Linked DNA regions of Homo sapiens: region 1 is linked to region 2. Evidence: chromatin loops called from intact Hi-C (ENCODE). Cell type or tissue: B cell. All regions are shown on one strand. Each heading gives the region's core, and the rest is flanking DNA. Links, peaks and the distances in the headings are about the cores only.

The links. Hi-C counts contacts between places; a loop is a spot of excess contacts. Peaks named below come from ENCODE experiments on the same cell type or tissue, not always from the same donor. Only the 100,000 strongest peaks of a DNase experiment are listed, where the experiment ranks them.
Region 1: it touches region 2 in a loop (2.8-fold over the local background); 2 of 110 quality-filtered maps call a loop at or near these places.

Annotation. Positions count from the first base shown.
Region 1 is chr9:33,396,579-33,411,799 of GRCh38, forward strand. It overlaps AQP7 (aquaporin 7), which reads right to left and starts at 5,990. Exons shown (of 8, transcript NM_001170.3): 1 at 5,795-5,990; 2 at 4,659-4,709. The coding sequence starts at 4,684. It overlaps LOC105376020 (a long non-coding RNA gene), which reads left to right and starts at 4,943. Exons shown (of 3, transcript NR_188543.1): 1 at 4,943-5,244; 2 at 5,330-5,570; 3 at 13,662-13,972. RefSeq lists a silencer at 4,913-5,207 and enhancers at 7,758-8,315, 11,145-11,646, 11,647-12,146. In B cell, for the core only: a CTCF peak has its summit at 6,944 (motif pointing right); a DNase peak (open chromatin) is centred at 6,963.
Region 2 is chr9:33,490,632-33,505,852 of GRCh38, forward strand. It overlaps the pseudogene SUGT1P1. Among named protein-coding and RNA genes, the nearest start is that of NOL6, 24 kb to the left of the region's middle. In B cell, for the core only: a CTCF peak has its summit at 7,917; no DNase peak of the experiment used is centred there.

The DNA.
Region 1 (15,221 bases), core at 3,371-11,370, 94 kb before region 2:
CACATCACGTACTGCCTTAGCTGCAGGCCTTTGCACATGCCAGTCCTACGCCCAGAATGGTCCCCTGCCTCCCCAGAGGCTCCTTTACCCACCAGCCTTCTTTTCTTGACCTAAATTTCCCTTTCTCTGGGAGAGCCTCCTACCCTCTCCTCTAGGCCATTCACTTCTTCCACATGCCCCACGGTGCCCACTCTTTCAGCTGGGGCAATGCTCATCACACTGCATAGTAATTGCTCAGTTAGGCCAGGCACAGTGTCTCACGCCTGTAATCCCAGCACTTGCCGAGGCGAGCTGATCGCTTGAGCCCAGGAGTTCAAGACCAGCCTGGGCAGTATGACAAAACCTCATCTCTACAAAAAAAAAAATACAAAAATTAGTCAGGTGTTGTGGTGTACGCCTGTGGTCCCAGCTAATGGGGAGGCTGAGGTGGGAGGATTGCCTGAGCTCAGAAGGCAGAGGTTGCAGTGAGCTGAGATCACACCACTGCACTCCAGCATGGGTGACAGAGTGACACCCTGTCTCAAAAAAAAAAAAAAAAAAAGCTTGATTAATAATTAATTAACGGTTTTTCTTCCTAAGGGCTGGGATCATACCAGTTTCCTTCACTGCAGTGCCTGAACATAGTAGGCATAGTAGATTCAATAAATCTTTGGTTCATTGGCTGGTTGTTGCCTGCCGTGTGCTGATGAGAAAGGAGCCAGGCTTCCAGGATTTCCTTGGTGTTCTTGGCTCCCTGCTCTGTCTACCTCTCCCCTGCCTCTATGGTACCTTCCCAGGACTGTCTTTGGGCTGCTGCTTGCATTGGTAGGGTCTCTTCTTCAGGGCTGAGGAGGCTGCTCATGGGATAATGAGACCCCTATACGATGCTGCATGGGAGCTGGAGTTGGATGGGGGCCAGTGGATTATCCGCGCAACTCTGCATCCCCCTCCATCTACTCCTCCCTGGTTTTGTTTCTCTGGGGTAAGGAATAGAGCAAAGACTGGGATGGGTGAGCTATGAACAGAGGGTCTCAGCTGAAAAGTGGAAGATGTTTTATTCCATGCCTGGACATCTCTCATTCCCTCTGCTTACTTTTTGCTGCTGTGAGGTCAGGGGAATTTAGGAGCCCTGAGGAATGCTGCTGCTCTCCCTAGCAGGGCGAGGTGACCCTCCACTGGCCCCCATCCAACCCCAGCTCCCATGCTGGAGGTAACCACAGAAGAGGAGAGAGAAGTGGATAGAGCAGAAAGCCAAGAACACCAAGAGAATCCTGGAAGCCTGGCTCCTTCCTCATCACCACACAGCTGGCAAGACACAGTAAGCAACAGATAACCACCAACCAGCCAATGAACTCAAGATTTCTTGAATCTACTGTGCCTAGAATGTTCAGACACTGCAGTAAAGGACACTGGTACGATCCAGCCCGTGGGAAGAAAAGCAATCAATTGAGCAATTACTATGCAGTGTGATGAGCACTGCCCCAGCTGAAAGAGTGGGCACCGTGGGGCATGTGGAGGAAGTGAATGGCCTAGAGGAGGGGGTAGGAGGCTCCCAGAGAAAGGGAAATTTAGGTCAAGAAAAGAAGGCTGGAGGGTAAAGGAGCCTCCAGGGAGGCAGGGATCACTCTGGGCGTAGGACTGGCATGTGCAAAGGCCTGCAGCTAAGGCAGTATCCAATGTGCAGGAATGGGCTGGCCACGGAGGAGTGGAGGTGGCATGAGATGGGCAGAGAGGGGCCAGGGCCAGGTGGCAGAAGGCCTCATGGCCCACATTAGGGAGTCTGAACTCTACCAGAGGGCCATGGGCCAAGTGGAGGGTTTCAGCAGGAGAGCTGCCTCCCCTGTGGAGGCCAGGATGGAGGAAGTGGAGTGGAGGCAGGGTGAGCATCAGCTTCTCCACAGATGGGTGGAGAAGTGGCGGCAGCCTGAGCCACAGAGATGGCAGCGCCAATGGCCAAAAGAGCACAGTCAAGCTGACAGGCTTGGTGTTTGGTTAGAGAGGGAAGAGAGCGGGGCAGCTCAGCGATGCCCTCAGGTCCTGGCTAGGGCAGGTCCTGACTAGTGTGGGGCGCAGCAGAGAAGCTGTGGGAGAATGGACAAGGAGGCCCTTTCTGGGCATGTTGAGTGTGAGGAGCCCGCTAGACACTTGGGTGGGATGGCCAGTGAGGAGGCAGCTGGTCATGTGGTCTCACTTACAGACACATTTGGAGGACAGCAAATCACAGATGGTCATCTGAGCCATGGGCATAGATGAGAGAGCTCAAGGAGAGGGTACAGACTAAGAAGAGGGGCCCAAGAAAGCCAGCCTACAAAGCAAGAAACTGGCAGCCAACCAGATTCCCTAAGTAATCTGCTAACCAAGGAACTAAATAGCTAACAGCTCACTAAAAGCCTGTTTCTTTTCTTTTTCTTTTTCCTTTTTTTTTTTTTTTGAGACAGGGTCTCACTCTGTCGCCCAGGCTGAAGTGCGGTGGTGGCACAGTCACAGCTCACTGAAGCCTAGACTTCCCAGGGTTCAAGCAATCCTCCCGCCTCAGCCTCCCAAGGTGCAGGGATTTCAGGCATGAGCCACCACGCCTGGTGGCTTACTAACCCTTTGACTAACCTATCAAAAACCAACTAACTGATTCTCCTGTTAACCAGCTATTAACTCATTTAATTATCTAATCAACCAGCCAACCATAAACTATCCAACTAACCACGAGCCAACAATTCAACCTGCTAACCAACATTTCTTAATTCAACAAACATTGGTTGGCCAGGCATGGTGACTCATGCCTGTAATCCCAACACTTTAGGAGGCCGAGGCAGGTGGATCACTTGAGGTCAGGAGTTCAAGACCAGCCTGGCCAACATGGCAGAACCCCATTTCCACTAATAATAAAAAAAAAATTAGCTGGGCATGGTGGCAGGCACCTGTAATACCAGCTGGGGGGGGAGGGGCTGAGACATGAGAATCGCTTGAACCCAAGAAGCAGAAGTTGCAGTGAGCCGAGATCATGCCACTGCACTCCAGCATGGGCAACAGAGCAAGACTCCATCTCAAAAAAAAAAAATTTTTTTTTGTTGAGCATCTACTTATGAGTCAAGCACCAGGGATACAAAGTCAAAACCCACTCTCCACCCTTGGGTCACTCTGTTTAATGGAAGAGATGGGTAATGGCAACAACACCAGAGAGAAGCAGCCTGGGACTGGGGGAGCTCAGGGAAGGCATGGGAGGTGAGGCCTGAAGGGGGTTTTGAAGAATGGGCGGGTGGTGGCCTGACATGGCCATGGGGGAGTAGGGTGGTGGTAGAAAGAATGGTGGAAGCTGTGCACATTCTAGATATTTTAGGAGATTGGTGACTGGATGTGAGACATGGGGGAGAGGGAAGTATGAAGGACATGACCTTGACTTCTGGCTTGAGCAACTGAGGAGAAGGGGACCCCTGACTGAGCCAAGAGCACAGGAGGAGTGGACTTGCAGGGGGCGGAGGAGGCTGTTTCCATCTAGGAGCTGAGTTGCCTGTGAGACACCAGTGGGTCTCTAGAAACAGGATCTAAAGCCCTGGAGAGCGATGTAGGCTAGAGGCAATGATGTCAACAGAGTGGCACTATTCATTCTCTCCGTCCAAGTGTACAACAGGCAAATATCCCTGCTTGCGTGGAGCTGACAGCAATGAAATGTAATAAGTAAGTACATTTGTATAAGCGAAGGTACCAGCTCCTACGGAAAAAAACAGAGCAAGGAGAGGGGAATTGGGAGTGCAGGGGCTGGAGATGGGGTGTGATTTCAAATAGGGCAGCCAGAGTAATCCTTGTTGAGAAGGTGGCCTTGGAGCAAAGCCATGAAGGAGACGAGAGTGGGCTGTATGTTAGCTGCAGAAAGCCTCTCAGGTGGAGGGAGACTAGTCACCAGAGGACTCTCAGCATGTTTGAAGAAAGCAAAGAAAGTCAGTGTGAGGCCAGGTGCAGTGGCTCACACCTGTAATCCCAACCTTTTGGGAGGCCAAGGCGGGTGGATCACCTGAGGTCAGGAGTTCAAGAACAGCCTGGCGAACATGGCGAAACCCCATTTCTACTAAAAATACCAAAATAATAATAATAATAATTAGCTGGGTGTGGTAGTGTGTGCTTGTAATCCTGTAATCACAGCTACTCAGGAGGCTGAGGCAAGAGAATCGCTTGAACCCGGGAGGAGGAGGTTGCAGTGAGCCAAGATCATGCCATTGCACTCCAGCCTGGGCGACAGAACTGGATTCCATCTCGGAAAAAAAAAAAAACCTGAAAAGAAACTCAGTGTGGCTGGAGGAGGGAGAGCAGGGGGCTGGAGTGGGGAGGCCAGAAAGCTAACAAGGCTGGGCCTTGGCCATTGCAAGGACTGGCTCTTGTTCACCCCAAAGACAGCTGAGCCTGAGAGGGTGAGAGGTGCTGAGTGCAGTTGAGTTGAAGGCCACCTGCATGCCTTGACCCTCATCCAAGTATTTCTGAGCCTCCCCTCACCCCAGGACCCAGCCCAGGCAACAGGTGGAAGATGCTCTTCTTCTGGGACCTCAGAGGCGAGTGGGTGGGTGGGGAGGAGGAGGTCGAGTGGGGACAGCTGCCCCAAGGGAGAGGCTGAGGATGGAACAGGGAGGGCACTGAAGTGGGCTGGGTGAAGGACAGGGGGCTGGAGGGTGAGAAGAGGGTGGGGTACTTACCGCCTGTGCCCGGATGCTTGAACCATGTTTTGTCTTTCAGATTTGTAGATGCTGAGGAGCCAAAGAGAGGTCACTAGGGCTGGAGGACACAGAACTTGGCCCCACACTTCCATCAGACCTTGGTCCCCAGGGGAGAAGCCCTGGGGCAGCTCCTGCTAGTGCCACTCCCTTAACCCAGCCAAGGAACAGGGAGGGAGGAGCGGTGCTCAGCCAATGAGGCGACGCCCTGGAGCCCCACCCCACCCATGCTGGCCCCAGGACCCCAGCCCCAGGCCAGACCCTCCAGTGCTCCTGCTGACCTTCCGTGTCTGCAGCCCGGCTTTGGACTGTGGAGATGCCCTCAGCCTCTACTCAGTGGCTCCAGCCTCATATTTGCGTGCTATACCTTTAACCTCAAGTCCTCTTGCTGCTAACTTAAGCTGCGACTGTCCAGGACCTGCACACACACACACATGCACGCATGCACACACACACACACAGAAGGTGAACACACAGGATGAGGCCCTGAAAACTCATTTCACCCGTGTACCTCACCCAAAAATTCCCCTTTGTACTCCTATCTTTATCTCTAACTGACAGCATGAAGGTAGCCCGAAGTCCCCTCACCCTGTCTGTCCTCCTGATTCTCTAGCCCAGTTCCCTCTAGCTCCAGCACAGACTCTTATCTCCAGCCCTGACTGCCGAAACCCTCCAGCCCCAGCTCCAGCCCCTCAGGAGGGGACTGCGTGGGAGGAATGACTCCAGCAAGCCGGCAGCTGACCCGTCTCCTGCCTGCACGCCTCCCGCTGTGGTCCACTGCCGGTGGTCTTCAGCTCTCTCCTCGTCCCACCCCCATGGTCTGCTGACAGCCCAGCTCAGTGCATCCCTGCCATCTCTGCTCTACCGCTGGTCCTCCCAACAACCAACTTACAGGTAAGGAAACTGAGGCCCAGAGAGAGGGTGTATGTGCCTGTGTCACACAGCAACACAGGACTGCACCATAACAAGAAAGCCGGGACTTCCACTCCCAGACGGGGCTCCTTCCCCAAACAATCCCTCAGTCACCTCCTCCCTGTATGGTACCCAGGGAATGGCCCTTCCAGATCTGGGCGCTGAGGAGGCTGCCCCATCCCCACCCTGCCTGGAGCCCCACTCACTCTGCTGAAATGTCTCTGATTCTCAGCCTCCGCCTTGGGGGCTTCTCAGTTACAGCGCATCTTGATCTTGTTCCTCCGTGACTGTCCCTGGCTCAGCTTCCACCCCCAGCTGGGGCTCAGCTATCCCTGTGTCCCCAGTCCAGAGCCTGCCTCTCAGCTCTCCCAGGGCGGCCTCGAGCGCTGCTCCTGCTCCTCCAGGGGAGAGGTCAGTAAGGCAGGGGTTTGGCTGGTGCCACTTGAACCAAGTCCAGATGCACTGCCCAAAATAACATCCCTCGTCCGGCCAGCAGTGCCGTGGAGACCGAGTTCTGAAGCAGGCCTTTGTGAGGTCAGAGGTGGAGCTCTGGGTGGGCACTCTGGGCCTCTCAGTCCCAGAGGAAAGGCCTGTCCTCCAAGCCAATGTGCAGCCTGACTCTGGGGCCAGCGCCTGAGGAAGCCCTCCCTGAGCCCCAGCCCTGGGGAAGGCTGAAGAGGCCTCTGAGCCCCCAGCGCTGGGGAGAGCTGTGCAGAATAGGACTGGAGGTGGAAGTGTTGGAGATTAACAGCCAGGTGGAGGGGACGGGGGAGGCCCTGGGTCAGTCCTCAGGGAACCCCCATTGTGAAGGGGGAAAGGGAAACTCAGGCCCAGTCCTCAGGGGCCCCCAGTCTGAGAGGAAGGAGGACACACGAGCCATATTTGCAGAGAAACACCAGCCTGCGAGAGGAGGTAGAAGCCCAGGCCTGGCCCTCCGAGGGCCCCTAGTCTGAGGAGCAGTCCACCTGTCCTCGGGAAAACACCTCCCTTAGGAAAGGCCAGCAAGGCCCCCGTAAAGGACCCAGAGCTGGATCGGGACATCGGGCTCGGGGCTCAGCGGTGTGGGAGCTCCGGGACCGAGGTGCAGTCAGGAGAGACCCTGGGGGCCAGCAGCAGTCCCAGAGGACTTTTGGAGCCAAGGCCTGACTGGGTCTCAAACAATGGGGCAGGCAGTTTGGGGTTTCAGCAGGTGGCCCAGTGCTGAGACACAAGGGAGGTGTTTCTGGTCTGCAGACACTGAGGACGCTTGCTATGTGGCGTGGTGGACGGTGGGTAAGTCCTGGGAACTTCCGGCACCAGGCTCCATGGGTGGGAAGGGGCATAAGATTCAGTTGTCCAAAGCTCAGGTCTGGGAATGGAACTGTCCTGTAGAGGGTGCCAAAGACCAGGTCTGGAACCTGCATAGCCCCAGTCCCCACCCCTGCACACACCCTCCCACCCCTTCCAGCTTTTTCTGCAGATCTTTCTGCAGGGGTGAGGCAGGGAGAGGAAGGGGTCGGCCACAGTCCCGGGGCTTCCTAGTCAGAAGCCCTCTGTAAGGCACTAACTTCCCTCTGCAGATTCTTTTTTTTTTGAGACGGAGTCCCGCTCCGCCCAGGCTGGAGTGCAGTGGCACAGTCTTGTCTCACCACAATCTCTGCCTCCCAGTTCAAGTGATTCTCCTGCCTCAGCCTCCCAAGTAGCTGGGATTACAGGCATGCACCACCAAGCCCAGCTAGTTTTTTTGGATTTTTAGTAAAGACGGGGTGTCACCATGTTGGTCAGGCTGGTCTCGAACTCCTGACCTCAGGTAATGCACCCGCCTCGGCCTCCCAAAGTGCTGGGATTATAGGTGTGAGCCACTGCGCCCGGCCTCCCTCTGCAGATTCTACGTGGGCTCAAGATTCAGCCTTTCTTCCTCAGGAAGGGAGGGGTGCACGCTTGGAAATGGGAGAGTCCTGCCTTTTTTCCTTTCCCATGTGTGCTCCCAGGGCCGGGATGAGGTCATGTTAGAAGTGGATCTGGGGTCTTGGATGAGGTCAGCACTTGGGCAGAGTTGGAATGGGCTGGTGTCAGGTTGGTGAGGGAGGGAATTGGGATCCATGCTGGGGTCAGAGATCAGGCTCTAAGCTCTTTTACAGGGCTTGACCCTGGGGACTGAGAGGTGGAGAAGACACAGTCCCATCTGTCTCACGGCAGAGACAGGTAAGCAGCAGGTGACTTAGGACACACCAGATAGGCTGGAAGGAATACAGACGGGGCTATCCCAAGCTGGAGGGGTACAAGGGTCTTCCGTTAGAGGTGACGTGGGAACTGAGTTTTCCAAAACGAGCAGGGGGATGGGGCACCGGGGCATTTGAAGCTTGATGGGATTGTGAGAAAACCTGGGAACTGCGAGTGACTTGCAGAGGGCTGCGGAAGTGGGCAGGGATAGACCATGAAGGGCTTTGTCAGCCAGGCCAAGGAGTTCTGACTTTAACCCGAGGGCCTGAGGAGCCTGCAAAGGGTTCTAAACAAAGAGAAGAGCAACAGGGTCAACCTGAGGTCCCTGAGGCCCCAGGGCATCCAGCAGGCAGAGGCGCAGTTGGGCCTGGGCTGGGGAGAGGAGTCTAGCTGGAGAAAGAGAAGAGGAGATATCAGCCCCTGGACATTCAGCACTAGAGTTGCTGGGGCTGCCCAAGAAGCACAGGGAGTGAGGCAAGGGCCAGGGCCAGGATTCTGGGGAAGAAGGATGACGAAGAAGGAGTGGGTGTGGAAGGAGCTGGAAACCCAGACACAGGGCTGCCCAGAGGCTGATGGGAGCCAGTAGGGGGCTGTTGCCCCAGAGTTGGGTGCTGGGAGGGGCTGGCCAGGCAGGTGTTTGCAGACAGCTGCCTGGATGAGCTGGTGGGGATAGAGGGTGGCAACAGCACTGAAGAAGCAGAGGCTGAGGAGGCAGAAAGTTCAACTGCAGAGAGAAGAGAGGCAGCTAAAGGGGCCACCAAGGTGGGAGTTTGGGTCAGAGCTGTGAAGCATGTTAGTCTGCACAGAGCCTGCGGCGGGGGGTCTCTGGGTCTCTGAGCCAGTGGAGATAGTTGGGGGGCAGAGAGGGAGGGGACACCCGGGGTCCTTTCTTCATAGGATGGGCTTGAGTAGAGTTACCAGATAAAATATAAGATGCCCAGTTAAATTTAAATTTCAAAGAAACAATATTTGCCACAACCTTATACCTGGTATACCTTTGGTCTAAACTCAGGCCCTCTTGATGCTTAAACTGTGACTGTCCAGGACCTACACACACACACACACACACACACACACACACACACACACACACACACACAGAGTTTTATTTTTAGCAAATAAAAATATAGCCAGGTGCATTGGCTCACTCCTGTAATCCCAACACTTTGGGAGGCTGAGGTTGGTGGATCACCTGAGATCAGGAGTTCGAGACCAGCCTGGCCAACATGGTGAAACCCCGTCTCTACTAAGAATACAAAAATTAGCCAGGTATGGTGGCAGGTGCCTGTAATCCCAGCTACTCAAGAGGCTGAGACAGGAGAATTACTTGAACCCAGGAGGCAGAGGTTGCAGTGAGCTGAGATGGCACCACTGCACTCCACCATGGGTGATAGAGTAAGACTCTGTCTCAAAATAAATAAATATATAAAAATAAAACAAAATACTTTTTTATTTTATTTTATCTTTTGAGCCAGAGTTTCGCTGTTGTCACCCAGGCTGGAGTGCAGTGGTACAATCTTGGCTCACTGCCACCTCCACTTCCCGGATTCGAGTGATTCTCTTGCCTCAGCCTCCCGAGTAGCTGGGACTACAGGCATGAGCCACTACACCCAGCTAATTTTTGTATTTTTAGTAGAGATGGGGTTTCACCATGTTGGCTAGGCTGGTCTCAAACTTCTGATCTCAGGTGATCCACCCGCCTCGGGCTCCCAGAGTGCTGGGATTACAGGCGTGAGCCACCGCACTTGGTCTAAAATACTTTTTTCATTCAAACATTTGTTAAGAATATCTTTCTATGACAGTAGGTCCATGTCCACCTCATGCCTGTTGTACAGCATTCCACCTGATGGAGATTATATAATAAGGAATCCTTCTATTGATGAGCGTTTAGATTGTCTCCAATTTTAAATGGACCCAACACTTCTCTATTGTGAACAACATGGGATAAACACAATTGGCTGAAACTCAATTAAGGATGAAAATGCAAATCGAAATTTTAAAATATCAGAATGAAGAAACAAAAATGACTAAAGGTGCTAAAAACTGTCCCCGAATGTCCCCCAAAGTGTTGACACACGCACAAAAACTAAACATTTTGATTAATTATTTGTTTCAATCAACATGCCATTGGATTAACTTATCACAAAAACTGCTTTTCATCACGCTGCTTTACACTTGTGGTTTTTCCGACTCTTTCGAGCCACGGAATCCTTTGCATAACTCAGGAGCCCATGGTATAAACAAGCAAGGAAGGAGCCACTCTGGTTCCAGGCGCAGGGGTGGGGGTAGGAGGGCAGGGCAGGTCCCTCAAGGAGCCCTGGTCTCTCTCGAATCATCTGAAGCCATGAAGGTTCTCAGAATGCCCCAAAAAGAAAAGACACTTAAGCCCCACCCAAGTAAGCATCTCCTTCCAAACTCATTTTTCAGGTAGGAAAACAGATTCAGAGCAAGGTAACAACTTGCCCAAGATCACCTAGAACTAGAACATCCAGACCAGGGCTCTGGCTCACCCCAAGGAGACCAGGGTTCCCCTACTAGGCGGCGAGGCTGGGGAGGGGCAAGGGCAGAGGCAGGACCCAGGAAGGTCTTTAACTCTCACACCCACCAATTACCAGAACTCCCCCTCGCCCCCCGCCCAGGCTCTCATCCTTCTCAGAATCATCCATGGGCCTTCAGGACAGAGCAGATGGAGACCAAGGCAGACAGGATCAGGCACAGCCACTTGTCCAAGGGCAAAGATCCCCTGAAGTCGAGAACCCAGAATTCCAACCTAGGCCTACTCCATCCTAAAAGAGCCTATATGGAGCTGCCTAACTTGGCATCTGAAACCAGGGATTGAGCTCAGACTTGTCACTTTCTAGTATGAGCTGGAGCTATCAGGGAAGGCTTCCTGAAGGAAGAGGGGTCTTATTAACGGAAGCAGCCAGGGAGACAACACTGAAGAAATTTGCATGTGTGAGAAGCATTTGTGTCTTTGTATATACCTATATGTGAGCATGTGCCTGTGTGGATGGACAGGTGTGTGTGTGTGTGTGTGTTGTGTATGTGTGTATGTGCGCACACATGCATCTGCTTATGTGTGTCTGGTCTTGCACGCGGAAGCCTCTCTGTAGTGAGACACACACACACACACACACACACTCCCCAAGTTGTGCACACGTGAACATGCGACCATTCTTCCAGGTTAATATTTCCCTGCCTGCGTCAGCACGGTCCCAGTAAGTGAGCAGCTCCATGCAGGAACGTGCCCTATCTGATCTGGTCAGGGGCTGTGGGTCGGGAACAGGGGGATTAGGGCGGGCAGGGAGCCCATCTCAGTTTCCCCCGGGCAAGCTGCACTCTCTCCACTCTCCTGCTCAGCCAGAGAAAGGAGGTAGCCCCAGTGTAGTGTGACTGCCCGGTCTCCCCACTCACGCTGGGGACTCCCTGATGGAACAGCCTCCTTGCTTGCCTCCACATAGGCCAAGGCCAGCCGTTCCCTGAAAGACCCTCCCGACTCCCTCATCTCTGCCCAAATCCTGAGGCCTCTCTATGCATAGTTGTCCCCTTAAGGGCAAACAGGGAGCAAAGACCCTAGGAAATGCTCACAATGAGCCCCTCCCTTCAGCAGGAAAGCAGCTTTGAAATGTCCAGGTGAGCCAGTGGGAAGGTGGGATTCAATTGGCAGCTTTCCAGGAGAACAGTGATTGCAGCAAGGGCCTGTGCAGAGATCTGTGTGGTCAGGGTCTGGGGTACCGGCACCCACGGGCATTAAGCTTCAGCCAGGAAGGCTTGGTGGGACATGTGGGCCCCAGGGAGAGTGGCAACTCCCTAGATGCTGGGCCTCTCCCTGGGTTGATGGAGAACCCTCCCATGCCTGCACTGGTCCCTGGGGTGCAGGCTGGGCCAGGCTGGGCTGGGTGAGCAGACACTGTCTCTTCTGCTTTTGGGACAGCCCAAGGGCTAGCGTGAGTCAAACCCAGGTGTCCTGGCTCCTAGCCCAGCTAGAGGATGCCCCAGTGCTTCCCTGAACGGGAGGAGAGAGAAGGCTGGAGCATGGACAGAGGGAGACACTCACCGCTAAGGCTCTTCCCACAGCATAGCCCCTCTGCCTCCACCTCTCTCAGGCTCCATCTCTGGGTGGTCTCCTCTCCACCCTAGGGGCACATTAGGACTTTCATAGGCCCTTGGCATTTTTTTTTTTTCCTAGAGACAGGGTCTCGCTCTGTCACCCAGGCTGGAGTGCAGTGGTGCGAACTTGGCTCAGTGCAACCTCAAACTCCTGGGCTTGAGCAGTCCTCTCACCTCAGCTTCTTCTCACTGAGTAGCTCGGACTACAGGCGCACACCAAGATGCCAAACTATTTTTTGAATTCTTTTTGTGAAGACGAGGTCTCACTTTGTTGCCTAGACTATTCTCAAACTCCTGGGCTCAAGCAATCCTTCCACCTTGGCTTCCTAGAGTGCTGGGATTACAGATGTGAGACACCGTGCCCAGCCTGGCGTGTGTGTGTGTGTATGTGTGTGGTAAAAAATGCAACATAAACTTAGTGATCTTAACTATTTTTTTTGGTTGGGGGGTGGCGGGTCTTAACTTTTTTTTTTTTTTGGTGAGTCTTGCCCTGTCATCCAGCCTGGAGTGCAGTGGTTCGATCTCGGCTCACTACAACCTCCACCTTCCAGGTTCAAGCGATTCTCCTGCCTCAGCCTCCCGAGTAGCTGGTACTATAGGCGTGCCCCACCACACCCACCTAATTTTTGTATTTTTAGTAGAGACGGGGCTTCACCATGTTGGTCAGGCTGGTCTCAAACTCCTGACCTCATGATCTGCCCGCCTCGGCCTCCCAGAGTGCTGGGATTACAGGCATGAGCCACCATGCCCAGCCCAATCTTAACTATTTTTTAGGTAGAGTCCAATAGTGGAAAGTATATTCACATTGTTGTACAATCTCCAGAACTTTGTCATCTTGCAAAGCAAACTCTATACCCATTAAATCATTCCTCAATTCCCTTTCTCCTACTCCTGGCAACCACCATTCTACTTTCCATCTCTATGAGTTTGACTACTCTAGATACTTTATATGAGTGAAACCATACACTGTGTGTCTACCTGTGCCTGGCTTAGTTCACTTAGTATAGTGTTCTCAAAGCTCCCTCCATGTAACGTGTCAGAATTTCCTTCCTTTTTTTTTTTGAGATGGAGTTTTGCTCTTGTCGCTTGCTCAGGCTGGAGTGCAATGGCACAATCTTGGCTCGCTGCAACCTCCGCCTCCTGGATTCAAGTGATTCTACTGCCTCAGCCTCCCAAGTAGCTGCGATTACGGGTGCCCACCACCATGTCCAGCTAATTTCCTTCTTCTTAAGGCTGAACAATATTCCATTGTATGAATGTACCACATTTTGTCTATCCATTCAGTTATCCCTGGACTTGAGTTGCTCCCCTCTTTCGGCTATTGGGAATAGTGCCGATATGAACATGGGTGTGCAATTATCTTTTTGAGATCCTGCTTTCAATTATTTTTTTTTTAATTTCAGGTTTGGGGGCACACGTGAAGGTTTGACATATAGTAAACACATGTCATGGTGGTTTGTTGTACAGATTATTACATCACCCAGGTACTAAGCCCAGTACCCAATAGTTGTCTTTTCTGCTCCTCTCCCTCCTCCCGCCCTCAAGAAGACCCCCGTGTCTGCACTTTCCTTCTTTGTGTTCGTAAGTTCTTATCATTTAGCTCCCAATGCTTTCCATTCTTTTAGATATATGTGCCCTTGGCATTTTTGCCCTTTTGGGCCCCTTCTTCCAGCAAATAATAATAATAGTAATAATTAATTCTATTTTACAACTATTGGTATAAAGACAAATATATTAATTTTTTTTTTTTTTCCGAGACAGGGTTTCACTCCCGTCACCCAGACTGGAGTACAATGGTGCGATCTCAGCTCACTGCAACCTCTGCCTCCTGGGCTTAAGCGATTCTCCTGCCTTGGCCTCCCAAGTAGCTGGGATTACAGGTGCCTGCCACCACTCCTGGCTAATTTTTGTATTTTTTGTAAAGGCGGAGTTTCTCCATGTTGCCCAGGCTAGTCTCAAACTCCTGAGCTCAAGCAATCCACCCGCCTCGGCCTCCCAAATAAGTGGAATTATAGGTGTGAGCCACCACGCCGGCCCTGATGTATCAATATTAAAACATTTTCTTCAGCCTACAAGTTCTTCTTTTTCTTATTTGGATGCAAACTAAAACATTTTGTGGGCCCTTAGATTGAACATTCTCATGGGTCCTGTGCCTCCTGTGCGTCATGGAGAAGGCAGCCCTGCATGGCTCTCACATCCTCTTCCCCCACGCAAATGCTGCCACCTCCCCAGCCTCCATCTCCAGCCCGGAGCTCAAGAACAAGTGGTCCAGCCTCCTCTCTTGTTATCTCGTATGTGTAACAAGCACATTACCTTCACCTGCCCCAACCCAACCTCACCTCCCCACAGTCTGCCCCCTTCCCAAGGGCCTAGCCCAAGGAATGCTCCTCCCCACCACATCTCTGAAGCTTTCCCTCCAGGAGTCACTCAACTACTCCCTCTCTCGTGGCCCCCTCAATCAGCCCCAAATCTAATCTCCAAGAGCCTCTCCACGGGTCTCCCGGTCTGCATCCCCCTTGAAGTAGGAGGCGGGACTTGACTCCAGAGGTGGGGCTTGGACACTGGACCAGATTGAGGACTAGCTAAAACAGGGCTGGAAGCAGCTTTCTAATCAGACATGCGCCCCAATGTGCCATGTTAATTTATCATTGCCATCTCAACACCTGGGAGTTATCACCCCTTTCCATGGCAATGACCCAATGGCCCAAAAGTTACCACCCCTTCCCTAGGAATTTCTGCATAAATTGCCTCTTAATCTGCATACAATTAAAAGTGGGTATAAATATAACTGCAAAACTGCCCTGGGCTGCTGCTCTCCGCCTCTGTATAGCCCTGCTGTGCAGGGGCAGTCATGGAGCTGTAACACTGCCGCTTCAATAAAGCTGTTTTCTTCTACTTCTCTCTGCATTGCCCTTGAGAGGCAAAGCCGAGAACCCTCGCAGGCCAAGCCCCACTTTGGGGCTCACCTCTCCTGCATCACCCTCACTCATTCTCCATTTTACAGCCATTTTTTTCCCCTTTTTGAGACGGAGTCTCGCTCTGTTGCCCAGGCTGGAGTGCAATGGAGCGATCTCAGCTCACTGCATCCTCCACCTCCCAGGTTCAAGAGATTCTTGTGCCTCAGCCTCCCAAGTAGCTGGAATTACAGGCACCCACCACCAGGCCCGGCTAATTTTTGTATTTTTAGTAGAGATGGGGTTTCACCATGTTGGCCAGGCTGGTCTCAAACTGCCTATTTTATTTTATTTTTATTTTTCTGAAATATGTTAAATTCCAGCTACTCTGTCATTTCATTCCTACATTCTTCAGTGTTCCCTCTAA
Region 2 (15,221 bases), core at 3,355-11,354:
TGCAGCAATTTACATCTTTATTTTCAGAACTATTAAGTTTCTTCATATTAACAGTCATAGGAAGAGAGTCGTGAAAGACTTTTATTTGATTTCATCTTTTGGCCATTCTTTTTTTTTTTTTTTTTTTTGGCAGCCACAAAGACTGGGATTTCTAATTCTATGTTATGATAAGTAGACAATTTAAGCCATCTATCTTTTTTTTCTGTTTCCTTTTCAAAAAAAAGAAAATAGTATTTTTCTAAAATATGATCATGTCAATTTGGTCTATTTTTATACGTGTTAAAGAGAGCACTAACAGACAAAAGAATAACAATATAGCAATTAGGTATTTAGTTTTTTTAAAAAAGAAAAAAAGGTAGAGGATGGGGCAATAGATAGCCTGCCTCTTCTCTAACCAAGTTGTGAACTATTTAAGAAATTGACAATAAAGAGTATGGCATATGGAGGCCAGAACATTCCTTTTATTATGAACAAAGTTGATTTGGGAGAATGCAGCTTATCTCTACTTGCAGGCAGGTGGCCATCTTAATTCTATACCCCAGAATTAAACAGGTCTCTCAGCCACTCATAGACATGTCTCCTGGAGGGAAAGAAAAATTATCAACTGACAAACAGTCTGATTAAATGCTTGTCTTTTATACCTGCTATGGTTTCAATGTGCCTCATCTAAAACTAAGTGTTGCTAATGTGATACTATTAAGAGGTGGGGCCTTTAAAAGGTGATTAGGCCACGAGGGCTCCTATCTTGTGAATGGGATTAGGTGCCCTTATAAAAGGGCTTGAAAGAGGGAGTTCATCCCTTTTTGTTCTTCTGCCTTCTGTTATATGAGGACACAGCATTCTTCCCCCACTCCTCAAGGATGCAACAATCAAGGCGCCATCTTGGAAGCAGAGAGACTAGACACTCACCAGATAAATGAACCTGCCAGTGCCTTCATCTTGGACTTCCTAACTTCCAGGACTGTGAGGAAACAAATTCCTGTTCTTTATAAATTACCCAGTCTGTGGTATCCTGTTATAGCAGCTCAAAACAGACTAACGCAATGCCCGCAACCCACTTCTCTGCCTTGGTACCCATCATATTGTGTAGCAATGAATCTTGGCTTGTCTCTTTCCAATAAGCATGTTGCTTTCATCCATTCTTCCACTGACTCAACTGGTTTCATTGAGTGCCTGTTTTGGGCCTAGCAGTACACTAGGTCTTGCATTCAAGACCTCACAGAGGTGGCAGAAACTGACACGACACCTACCCTTAAGGAGAGAAGAATAGAAAATATTGCAAAGGAGACAGAGTGCGGCATTAGACAATAAGAAGGGCAGAGTGACTTAACAAAGTGGGAGAAGGCTTTTCATGGGAAGTCACATTTTTGATGATGCCTCAAGTTCAAGGAGTACTTCACCAGTATATTATACTCTGGTGTCCAGTAGAGGCGTATAGCACGTAGCAGAGCTCAATAAATGCTTAACAAATGAATGAATGAGTGATATATGTGAAAGCACTTTATACGCAAAGTACCACACAGATGTTAACCATTATCCTTTAGTTAATATGGAGAGATCTACTTTTATTCAGCTTCTCTGAAACACCAAAAATATATATGGCAGTGTCTGGAGACATTGTGAGTTGTCACAACTGGAGTTGAGGGGAGATGTGGTAATGAAATCTAGTGAGTAGAGACCACAGTTGCTACGAAACATCCTATAGTATACAGGGCAATCCCCCAAAATGTCAATAATGCCACTATTAAGAAATCTGATTCTAAAATAATTACTGTGTTTACATGTGCATTCACCTGTTTTACAGTGGAGAAACATTTCATTGTGTAAACATAATACAACTAATACTAACATTTTTGCATTCATTCATTCAACAAAGAATTACTAAACACCCAGTATAAGATGGTATAGTCCTCAAGATGGTGGGGATTTTTATTTTATTTGTAGAGAAAGGGGCTTGCTCTGTCTCCCAGGCTGGATTGCAGTGGAAGGATCACAGCTCTCTGCAGTGTTGAACTGGGCTCAAGTGATTCTCCAGTCTCAGCTTCCTGAGTAGCTGGGACTATAGACATGTGCCACCACTCCCAGCTATTTTTTTATTTTTTGTAGAGACGTGGTCTCACTATGTTGCCCATACTGGTCTGAAACTCCTGGCCTCAAACCATTCTCCCACCTCGGCCTCCCAAAGTGCTAGGATTACAGGCATGAGCCACCACACCTGGCTGGATTTTTAAAATATTAAAGACACATCTTCGACCATTTGGAAGTACGTGAGATACTTTAAGAAAGTTACTGAAGTTCTAAATAAATAAATGTGCTAAAAGCTCAGCAGAGACCACACCTGACTGTGAAGAGGAAAGGCTTTATACACTCTGAAGGGCTTTGGAGGGCAAAAGCATTTGCAAGAGGCACAGGGAATGGCCTAACTGGAGCACTGGGGTATGCAAGGACACTACATAGGGGAGTATGGAGAAGATCAATTTGCGTCAAGTTCAGGACTTGACTTGAAAAAAAATCAGAGCAGTGAAAAACACGATAAAAAAGAAGCAGAGTCGGGCGTGGTGGCTCACACCTGTAATCCCAGCACTTTGGGAGGCTGAGGTGGGCAGATCACCTGAGGTCAGGAGTTCGAGACCAGCCTGACCATCATAGAGAAACCCCGTCTCTACTAAAAATACAAAATTACCTGGGCACGGTGGTACATGCCTCTAATCCCAGCTACTCAGGAGGCTGAGACCTGGGAGGTGGAGGTTGCAGTGAGCCAAGATTGCACCACTGCACTCCAGCCTGGGCAACAAGAGCAAAACTCCGTCTCAGAAAAAAAAAGAAAAAGAAAAAGAAGCAGAAGGCAGACTGTTAAGAACTTCTGAATGCTAGACTAAGTTCACTTATTAAAATGAAAAATTAATAGTATCCTAATAGCATCTTTTACTCTCTAATCAAGGCTAGTCCTGAGTCTATCCTCACGCCTAAACACACACTCACATAGCGTTTATACCTACCTTTTGTTTTCTTTATTCAAATAATGCTCTCACCTCTATTTTTAACTGGCTAAAATCAGAATTTTTAACGCAAATATTAAAGTAAGCACCATAACATTATATAAAACAGTTTAAATGAAGAATTGAGTTAGAATGTTATATTCTAACTTTTTTCCATGAAAAGGATCATTACTTTTGCAAACAGAATTAAAAAATCAAAAGGCAGACTTAACAAAAAGAGAAGCCCATTCACCCCTAGGTTCTTTGACTTCTTTTTATCAGATGACTCACTTAAACTAGCAATTCCTAGTAATCTTTATACCATCTGCCTTTAGCAAAAAGACCTTCAAAATTTGCACCTTAAAATACCCTAACAAAGTGCTAACATAGGGAAAGTTGCCAACATTTTTAATCAGACATCACGTGATGGTATGTGTATGTGGGGTATGTGGTTTTGAGTGTTTATTTTTATTTTCTTTAGGAGCAAAGAAATGTAATAAACAACTGTTTTCATAATAAGAAAAATATAAAACCATGTCACCGGGATAAGGGCAGAGTATAGTATCTTCAGTGTAATTTACATGTTTAAACTCTACATACATAAAAACAAATATTTCACAAGAATCTCTAGAATTCCCTAAAGTAAACTATGATTTTTTTTTTTTGAGACAGAGTCTTTGTCACCCAAGCTGGAGTGCAGTGGTGTGATCTTGGCTCACTGCAACCTCTGCCTCCCGGGTTCAAGTGATTCTCCCGCCTCAGCCTCCCGAGCAGTTAGGATTACAAGCGTGAGCCACTGTGCCCAGCTAGTTTTTTATAAAGTAATATACCACCAATAATTTCTCATACACAGTATTAAATGACAGTACTCTGGTTACTTTAAGGTGTCACTGCTGGGATATTTATCAAAAGGAGACAGAAATCCAATAGCTGGCAATGACACAGCAACAGTTACTGAAAAGAACTGTTAATATTATCTGAAAGATTAAAACTGCATCTTGCTCCTTTAATTTTCAACTCGTCTGAAAAATGAGGGCCTGGAAAGTACTGTGTTCACCACCACACTAAACTTGGCCACAGGGCACCCTATATTCACACTTCATGTTCCTGTAACTATGTACACATCATCTATAAAAAGTTCCTTGTTTCACCTGAAAAGCAGCACAGACTAGTATTCACATCTACTGATAGCCATCATAACCTGAGTAAGTGTGCAGTATGCGCAGAGAGGCCTTTATAAAGCCAAAGGAAAAGCTCTTAGTAATGACCCGTTTCAGCTGAGACAAGCTGACCTCCACTTTTGAAATGGTACTTAATCATTCACCAAAATAGCTGCATGTAATAAACCACTTAAAGCATATTTTTTAGAAAGGTAAAGGAGGCTGGGTGCAGTGGCTCACACCTGTAATCCTGGCACTTTGGGAGGCTGAAGTGGAAGGATCACTTGAGCCCAGGTAGTTGAGACTGCAGTGAGCCATGATAGTGCCACTGCACTCCAGCATAGGCAACAGAGTAAGACCCTGTCTCCCCCAGCAAAGAAAAAAAAAAGGAAAAGAAGGGAGGGGCTAATTTTCTATGAATTCCTTTTTACACTTAATTCACTTTCAATGCTTGCACTTTCAAATGGTTCAATGTTTTTAAAAATGAAGTTTTAAGTCTTGATTCTGGAAGATAGTTCTAGAACTAGCACTAGTCCAATTTCAGAGGTTTTTATTGCACCCATTAAGAAACCATTCTATTTTCATTTAAGTCAAAAATACTTTAAAAGTTAACTTAAAACTTTGGTAGTTTGCTTGAATGTTACTCTCACATGTACCAGGAAGGCTCTCAAGGTGTTAATATCCCGAAAGAGTATTCATGGGTTATCAGTAAGAATCCTTACTGTGCTGGATCATTAGTTCTCAACATTATATGTATTACCATCCATCCACCTCTAAAGTCTCCTCTGCATAGCACAGAGTTTAATTTTTTCCAATGAAAGAAACTTCAAAATTAAAGAGATGTCATTACAGTTAAGCAACCATGATATCCAGACACCACCATCTTAAGTGGTAAGTAAGATTCCACTTGCCACTACAGACTAACAAGAAGAGATATTTCCCACAGACTAAAGAGCTGGGGCAATTTATTGGCAAACTTTTGAGAACCATATACTTCAAGACTGTACTCATTAAATAATTGCTCCCCCGATCTACAGAATGCAACCTTCCCAACACACTCTTACTGAGCTCTTTGCACATTTCATTGTTACATCAAATTCCTTTGTCTGATAATAGCTCAGTCTTCCTGAGCTCAAACTAGTACATCTACCTTCTTTGTCTTTAAACTAAAATCTTTTTATAATCATTTTTTAAATGCAAAAAATGGCAATGAATGGAGAAGACCTGAAAGGTCTTCTCTCAAGCTTCTAACAGCTCATTTCAAATATTTGCTGAGTACCTACTCTGAGCTAGAAACAGTGCTGGTACATGAGGACACAGCCTCTGTTCTTCTTAAAGTAATTAATCAGAAGAGACATTCCCATAAGTAAAAAGATTCCAGTATGTGTCATGTGTAGTGATCGACCTATGTATCAGGAAATAATGAGTTATCCCGAGGGAAACAGGCTAAAATGTCATCAGTGGTGAGTCTGAGTGATTACTTCCTAAGTTCCTTTATCTTTTCCAGATTTTCTATGATATGGTATAATACGCATTTACTGCTTTTACAGCCCGAATAAAAATCTAAATAACCAAAATAAAATAATAGAAATAGTACTAGTAACATTTATTGACTATTATATACCCTGTGTGCTACATGCTTCACATGCATTATCTCACTTAATAAAATCACCCTATTAAAAAAAGACTGTTATCCGTATTTCAGAGAAGAGGGAGTCAAAATATGAAAAAATTTGCTAGAAATGTATTTTTCAGCTAGAATTTTTACTTATTTCCTCAGAAATAAGCAGGGGTTGGGACAAAAACAATCAGTTGTGTAAACAGAAAGAGTCGGAAATAGATGCCATTTGTTGGATGTATAACCATAAGCAAGCAACTTAATCTCAGCGAGCCTCAGTTTCTCCTATTGCATTGTATTGCAAATGACTTAGTAGGCCCTAACTCATTTAGGTTCCCAAGAATAACTCATTTAGGGTTCTCAAGAATAAATGATATTATGTATAAGAAAAATAAAGAACTCTTTCTGGCAAATAACTGACAACAGAATGTTATCAGTAGCTTCATCAGTATAATCCGAAAAACCTGGACAAATTATTTAACATCTCTGAGTTCAGTTTCTCTACCTGTAAACTGGGGATAAAAATACCTACACCATGCAGTAACTATGAGAATTACATGAGATAATACACAGTACAGTGCCTGGCATGTGGTAAAACAGTCAAAACAGCTATTATAATTATCCACAGGACAAACAAAATGGAGCTGGCTAAATAAGGTACAGTGCATGCATATGACGAAATACTTTGCTGTTGAATATGTAAGGACATGATAAAAATATTGACAATGTATAGCTGTTTAAAAATTATGTAGAGTAAAAGTCTTCTTTAAAAATATATAAATATATGTTACAAAATATATGAAAAGTAACAAGAATACATTCCAAGATCTACAATTTGTGGATTTTTTTTAACTAACTCAGTTAAAAAAAAATTAAACAATTCTCACTATTATCACCACCACTGTATGAAGCAAGATGTTAACGCAACAATTTTTAAAATTCCCATATATATGTATTCAGATAAGCAGGAGCATCATGCCCAGATACCCCATTCCATTACATTATCACCAGGATTCTTTAACATACAAATATTCTTCTCTGAACATTAAAAAAAGGGATTACTTTAAAACTTCTCAAATTTTAGTGAGAGAAAAGGAGGCTATTTTGTTTCTAAGACATACATTTTTAATTCCCACAATTCCAGGCTTTCACATTTTGTATTGTTTAATACAGAAAAATTATTCTGACTAAAAATAGGAAGAAAACAACATTTCCACAAGGGCAAATTCACCCCAAAAGACTGAGAATTCTAATTCTTAAAAGGAATAAAAATTAATGTCAGGCGCGGTGGCTCATGCCTATAATTCCAGCACTTTGGGAGGCTGAGGCGGGCAGATCATGAGGTCAGGAGTTCGAGACCAGCCTGCCCATCTCTACTAAAAATACAAAAAATTAGCTGAGCATGGTGGTGTGTGCCTGTAGTAGTGCCAGCCACTCAGGAGGCTAAGGCAAGAGAATTGCTTGAACCCAGCAGGCGGAGGTTGCAGTGAGTCGAGATCATGCCAATGCACTCCACCTGGGCAACGGAGTGAGACTCCGTCTCAAAAAAAAAAAAACTAATTTTTAAAATGAATATTTCACAATATAGGTGACACTAAAGTCACAATTCTGAGACTGTGACCAGAGAAGAGTGTCATTAAATTAACAAGAAGAAATACAAAATTATAGTTTCTTAATTTCTAAAAAATTAATAGGCTAACATGAAAGTTATATTCAGCAAAAGGTAGAAATAACTATCAGAGATACTGAAAAAATATGAATCCTGGCTTGGAAAAACATATTAGATATTATATTGTAAAACAGTTAAGAAATGCTATTTCATTAATTTCAGGGTTTTACCTCTTTCTCTTCCTACTTTCATCGCAAATTATTTATCACTCAAATTAATAACATTTAACCACCGACTACACATGGACATGCAACATTCATTCAACCTTGAAGGTGGGAAAGAAAAGAGAATTCTCAAAAGCACAGAAATCACCCTTTTAAGCTGCAAATTTTACAGAAGCTCTAATACTAAGCAGATTCTCCCCAGCAAAATGCATCTTTTCTTAAGGCACAAAGGTCCAAGATATCCGAACAGTGAAATACAATCAAGATATCTGAATACATGGAGAGCAAATTATTTTAGTACTGTTCTCTCTTAGTGTCCACAAAGTAAGCCTCAGTAACCCACAGATTTTATTTTCAGTATTCTAATACTGTCTCCCTCTACTGTACAAAAAAGGAAATTGAAAGATTTTTACCATTTATTTCCCTTAAGACATAATTAAGAAAACTTCTTTCAATTTGTTTTCCCCCAAATAGTTTTTAGAGTTAGTAATCTAACAAGATTGTTTGTGTGTGTGTGTATATATATATATATTACATATTATTAATATATATAATATATATTATATATGTGTGTATATATATTATACATATATATATATATATATATATATATATATATATATATATGTATGTATGTATGTATGTATAAAATATGGAGATTCCAGGGACAGGACAAGAAAAATAATCATCCTTTAGAACAAATCCTTAGAATCTAAGTTCTTCAATTCAAAACTTGGGAAAAAACTAAGCAAAGGCATACTAGTTTGGTTGGGAGTCAAGTGTATGTATGTGTCCTGGGCCAGGCTGAGCAATTAGTTAACTAGGTAACCTTGGGGAAAGATTTAGAGTCCATTAACTTCAGATTTTTTTCCACCTTCAAAACTAAGAATAAAAATACTCTGCCAGTGTCACAGGACTAAAACTAGAACCCAATTTTGATTGATTCACTGAACTAAGCACCCACTGTGCAATACACATGGCAAGGGCTGCCAAGTTTAGCAAACAAAAATGCAACACAGAACACACTTATATAATAAAAAAATAGGCCAGGTGCAGTGGCTCACGCCCATAATCCCAACATATGGGAGGCTGAGGCGGGTGAATCACTTGAGGTCAGGAGTTCGAATCCAACCTGGCCAATATAGTGAAACCCCCGTCTTTACTAAAAATACAAAAATTAGCCACGTGTGGTGGCACATGCCTGTAATCCCAGCTACTGAGGAGGCTGAGAAAGGAGAATCGCTTGAACCAGAGAGGCAGAGGTTGCAGTGAGCCAAGATTGGGCCACTGCACTCCAGCCTGGGCGACAGAGTGAGACTCTGTCTCAAAAAAAAAAAAAAAACCTAAATAAATAATTCATTGTTTATCAAAAATACAAACTTAATTGAGCATGCTGTACTTCATCTGTGAACCCTAACTGGGGCACATACAAACATACAAATAAGACATGCTTCTGGCCGGGTGCAGTGGCGCATGCCTGTAATCCCAGCACTTTGGGAGGCCGAGGTGGGCGGATCACGAGGTCAGGAGATCGAGACCATCCTGGCTAACACGGTGAAACCCTGTCTCTACTAAAAATACAAAAAATTAGCCGGGCATGGTGGCAGGTGCCTGTGGCCCCAGCTATTCGGGAGGCTGAGGCAGGAAAATGGCATGAACCCAGGAGGCGGAGCTTGCAGTGAGCCGTGATCGTGCCACTGCACTCCAGTCTGGGCGACACAGTGAGACTCTGTCTCAAAAAAAAAAAAAAAAAAAAAAAAAAGTCATGCTTCTTAACCTCAGAGACTTACATAGGAATGAGGGATATGAAATGTATACATAAACGAACTACTATACAAGGAAGAAAAGTAGTTGTTTAGCATTTAAAGAGGAAAGGGGAAGAAAGGCAAACTGAGAACATACTAAGTAGGACTGAAGAATGGTTAAAATCAACAAACGCAAGATACAAAACAGAAAAAAGAATGAGAGATGAGAGTGCTTAATTACATCCTCAACTCTAGCCACACAGATCTGTGTATTTATCACACATGCTATTCTTCCACCAATATATGAGATGGCTAAGTAATACAAGCTCTTAAGTCATTTATCATTAATTCACACTCAAATTACTTCAAATGGACATGCATTACCAATCTCTTGATAGACATACACCAAAAAATCAAATTTATAATTTTCGGAAATATCTCCCTTTCAAATCCACCTAGAGTTTTGTGCTTGATTACTCAAAATTATTTTATTAAACAAATTCTACACAATGTGGACAGGACCAGAGGCAGACCAAAATCCTGGTAAGGGCCGGGCATGGTAGCTCACGCCTGTAATCTCAGCACTTTCGGAGGCCAAGGTGGGTGGATCACCTGAGATCAGGAGTTCGAGACCAGCCTGGTCAACATGGTGAAACCCCCGTTTCTACTAAAAATACAGAAATTAGCCAGGCATGGTGGCGTGTGCCTATAACCCCAGCTACACAGGAAGCTGAAGCAGGAGAATTGCTTGAACCGAGGAGGTGGAGGTTGTAATGATCTGAGATCATGCCGCTGCACTCCAGCCTGGGCAACAAGAGCGAAACTCTGTCTCAAAAAAACAAAACAAACAAACAAAAAAAACAAAAAAACTTGATAAGATTTCATCCCTTTTCTCACTTTCTATTGTCCCAAGCAGCTATTTCATAAATCTGCCTCATAATTAACCAGCTCTGTTCTTCACAATCTTTAAATGAATAAATAGGCAGATCCTTCTTAGCTAGATGCAAAAAACTACTTCACTTTGCACTTCCTGCTCCAACCCTCCGAACCTGTCTCCTTTCTGCAGGCCCAGTTACTTACCATTCTTCATGACACAGGCCATCCCTGATCCTATTCCACAACAGGAAACTTCACATGTCCTTAGAACTTTAACTTAATAAATAGTAACACAGTTTGCTGCAGGACTTTGTATAAAAAGGAGTAGTGGCCGGGTGCCGTGGCCCACACCTGCAATCCCAGCACTTTGGGAGGCCAAGGCAGGTGGATCACTTAAGGTCAGAAGTTTGAGACCAGCCTGGCCAACAATGGTGAAATCCCATCTCTGTCAAAAATATAAAAATCAGCTGGGCATGGTGGCAGGCACCTGTAGTCCCAGCTACTCAGAAGGCCGAGGCAGGAGAATCACTTGAACCCAGGAGGTGGAGGTTGCAGTGAGCTGGGATTGTACCACTGCACTCCAGCCTGGGCAACAGAGAGACTCTGTCTCAAAAATAAATAAATAAACAAATAAATAAATAAATAAAACATTAAAAAAATCAGTAGTGATGGAAAAAGCCTACCTATATCATTTATTCACATTAACTCATTTACCATTATACCTTCATGTAATTTTATAGCTGAAAGGACTCCAGAGCTCATTTGGTCCACGGACTTCCTTTCAAAGGTACTGTGAATTTAGTCATAGTCATTTTGTGCCTAGACTAAGTTCACAGGGCAAGCCAAGATCCAGAGTCAGATATCTTGATTTTCAGTTCAGTACTTTTCTTACTAAATTACATTATTATCTACATTTTTTAAAAAAATTGAGGCAGAGTCTCACTGTCACCCACACTGGGAGGCCGAGACGGGCAGATCACTTGAGGTGAGGAGTTTGGGTCCAGCCTGGCCAACATAGTGAAACCCCATCTCTACTAAAAATACAAAAATTAGCCATGCATGGTGGCGCATGCCTGTAATCCCAGCTGCTCAGGAGGCTGAGAGAGGAGAATCGCTTGAACCAGAGAGGCAGATGTTGCAGTGAGCTGAGACTGGGCCACTGCACCCCAGCCTGGGCAACAGAGAGAGTCTCTGTCTCAAAAATTAATTAATTAATTAAACATAAAAAAGGAGTAGCCATGGAAAAAGCCTACCTATATCATTTATTCGCCTGAACTCATTTATCATTATACCTTCATATAATTTTACAGCTGAAAGGACTCCAGAGCTCATTTGGTCCACGGACTTCCTTTCAAAGGTACTAAAAATTTAGTCATAGTCATTTTGTGCCTAGACTAAATTCTCAGGGCTAGCAAAGATCCAGAGTCAGATTTCTTGATTTTCAGTTCAGTACTTTTCTTACTAAATTACACTATTATCTACATTTTTTTTAATTGAGGCAGAGTCTCACTCTGTCACCCAGGCTGGAGTGCAGTGGCATGATCTCAGCTCACTGCAACCTCCATCTCCCAGGCTCAAGTGACTCTTCTGCTGCAGCCTCCACAGTAGCTGGGATTACAGGCGCGTGCCAACACGACCAGCTGATTTTTGTATTTTTACTGGAGAAAGGGTTTCGCTATGTTGGCCAGGCTGGTGTATAACTCCTGACCTCAGGTGATCTGCCCAACTCAGCCTCCAAAAGTGGTGGTATTAACAGGTGTGAGCCACCACGCCTGGCTATTATCTACATATTTTGAGTGATAGTTAAATATTCTCTGAATATTAATTCTATTGTATAGCTTTATTTCTTTTTGAAAATATAAAGGAATCTAAAACTTAGTTACTTAAACTGTAATTTTTCATTGTTCCCTCATAATGAAGTAACATAATATTTAGCGTAATTAAAAAACAAAACAAAACAAAACAAAAAAGCAGATTCATCTTTATGGTAGTGTGTCCTTTTTTCTCTTTTTTTTTTTTTTAAGACAGAGTCTCGCTCTGTCACCCAGACTGCAGTACAGTGGCATGATTTTGGGTCACTGCAACCTCCACCTCCTGGGCTCCAGGGGTTCTCCCACCTCAGCTTCCTGAGTAGCTGGGATTACAGGTGCCTACCACCACATCTGGCTCATTTTTGTATTTTTAGTAGAGACAGGGTTTCACTATGTTGGCCAGGCTGGTCTTGAACTCCTGACCTCAACTGATCTGCCTGCCTCAGCCTCCCAAAGTGCTGGGATTACAGGCATAAGAATCTGCACCCAGCCTAAAAAGCTTTTTAAAGAAATAGAATATATTAGGGGGCTTGGTGGGGTGACATGCACCTGTAGTCCCAGCTACTTGGGAGGCTGAGGTAGGAAGACTGCTTGAGCCCAGGAGTTTGAGGCTGCAGTGAGCTATGATGGCACCACTGCACTCCAGCCTGTGTAACAGAGCAAGACCCTGTCTTTAAAAAAAAAAAAAACTAAAAGTTACTTTTATTCAATTCCACCATAATTTTTAATAACTGAAAAGACTTGAAGGTCTTCATGCCCAAAACAATAAACATTATACTGAATTAAAGATAAACATTTCCAATTTTCCTTAACTTTTGTCTTAGCCTATCATAAAAAGCCCTACAAGTGATTCAAACTGTTGGACCTAAATAAATGTAATAAGGTTTTAGTAAGGAACAGATAAATAATCATTTTGACCATACTAAAACATACCAAATAGATTTGAACCACACAATAAATTCATTAAAATAGCCCAATAAATTTCATGACTAGAAACTTCCATATTTATGAAAAAATGGTTTTATTTCAGTTCCTAGAGGAACCAGTACTTAAATGGAATTGCTTAGTATTTAACTGACAAAGAGTTCATCCTGTGTCCTGTCTCAAATATACTTGGTACTTGAAATTTAACCTAAGTAAGTAAAAACATGAAGAATGAAAACTCTGGACTTACCACCTCAGATTCTGAGCCTATTAAAACATAAAAAGGAAGCATTTTCAGTTAACAGCACATTTAAAGGCAAAGGTATTTATATGATTTTTATTGCACAAACATACTGATTAAGCAAGCCAATTCTCCATACCTTTCAACTAAAGAAAAGTGGGTTCATTTTGCCTCCTGAATTCATTTTAGACTCCTTAGTAATTTCTTTTTTTGAGACAGAGCCTCGTTCTGTCGCCCAGGCTGGAGTGCAGTGGCGTGATCTCAGCTCACTGCAACCTCCGCCTCCCGGGTTCAAGCGATTCTCCTGCCTTAGCTCCCGAGTACCTGGGGCTACAGGCACGCACCACCACGCCCGGCTAATTTTTGTATTTTCTTAGCAGAGACGGGGTTGCACCATGTTGCCCAGGATGGTCTCAATCTCCTGACCTCGTGATCCGCCCGCCTCAGCCTCCCAAAATGCTGGGATTACAGGCGTGAGCCACCGTGCCCAGCCTAGACTCCTTAGTAGTTTCTCACTGATATGCCATACCAGCAATCCACCCAAATCTCCTTTTCAACCTAAGAAGCTAGGCAAAAAACAGTATATTTTTGGAAGTCTACATTTAAGGAAACATGTACTATTTAAAATAAATTATAAAGGTAAAAACAAATTTGTTTAAACCAAAAAATTTCAAATGTTTGCTTCTTTTTAAATTGAAATACCAAGGGAGATCTACATACCATTCTGAGCTTCTTGACACCTTTTAATCCAGTCACTGAAATTAGCATCTGCACCTAGAAAGAAAAACCTATCACATCACTCATCTGCATAACCTATTAATCAGCAAATACTTATTAAATACCTACTGCATCCCAGGCACTGTTCTAGGCACTGGGGAGTCAGCAGTGAATAAAACCTGTCTTAACAGAACTTATGGCAAACTCTGTTATAGCTATAAACATACCAATAGTTTAACATTTAGTTCTTCATCCTGAAACATTTTGATTTTTTAAAATTAATTTTAACTACAGTCAACCTCACTAATTTCATAGATATAAATAATGTACATTTCCCTCAATCCCTCTGCCCTTAGAGAAGCTTCCTCACCCACACAACAAAGTCAGATCTAAATCAGACTCCCAAAATGCCATTAGTTAGGGTGGGGAGGAGGCTTGGTAACTGGGAGCTGAGTTGAGGTCCATAAGCCTTTCCCAGTCCCAACTCGCTCTTCAATGCGGCTACCTATTCAGTCCACTATTCTCTCAGTGGCTTTATCTGTTCCCATCCCTTTCCTACCAACACCAAGAAGTATCTTTAAATTCTGTGAAGTTTTCTCATATATCCAAGTTACATGGGGGTCAAAAGGCTACAGGTGATAAATTATATACTTACAGATAATAGTGTAAATGTATGCATAAACAAATTATTCATTTCTGGAGACACAGAACAATGATTACATTTATACACAGTGCATAGTGAAATACGTTAAAAACCTTGAAAGTACTCTAAATAAAAGCCTACTAATTCAAGTTAACTCCAGCCAAGAGTAATCTGGAAATTTTAAACTAAAAATCTCTTAAAACAAAATTTTCTAATTTACTAATTTATAAAAGAAATACAACTACATGGACCTTAATAAAAATTTTAAATATACTCTCTCACACACACTATATTCTAGGGAAGAGGGTTTGAATAACTTATTATTTTAAATAATCAGTAACTAAAACCAAGCAGTCTATCACACAAAGAGGGGAAAAGGTAATATTCTGAGTTATAAATTTTGTACCCTGTCTGATAAAAATAGAAGCCTAAAAGTTTAACTTAAATTTTTCCTGGATTTGAATTTAAAGATAAATTTGTTTTTTAGTGAAATATCCTCAATAGCAATTTTACCAAAGAGGCCTTCTTCTGAAGGCCACCTCTGAAGTAATTACAGAATAAATGTCAATGGCATGATATTAAGATATTATTCGGCCGGGCGCAGTGGCTCACATCTGTAATCCCGGCACTTTGGGAGGCTGAGGCGGGTGGATCACGAAGTCAGGAGTTTGAGAC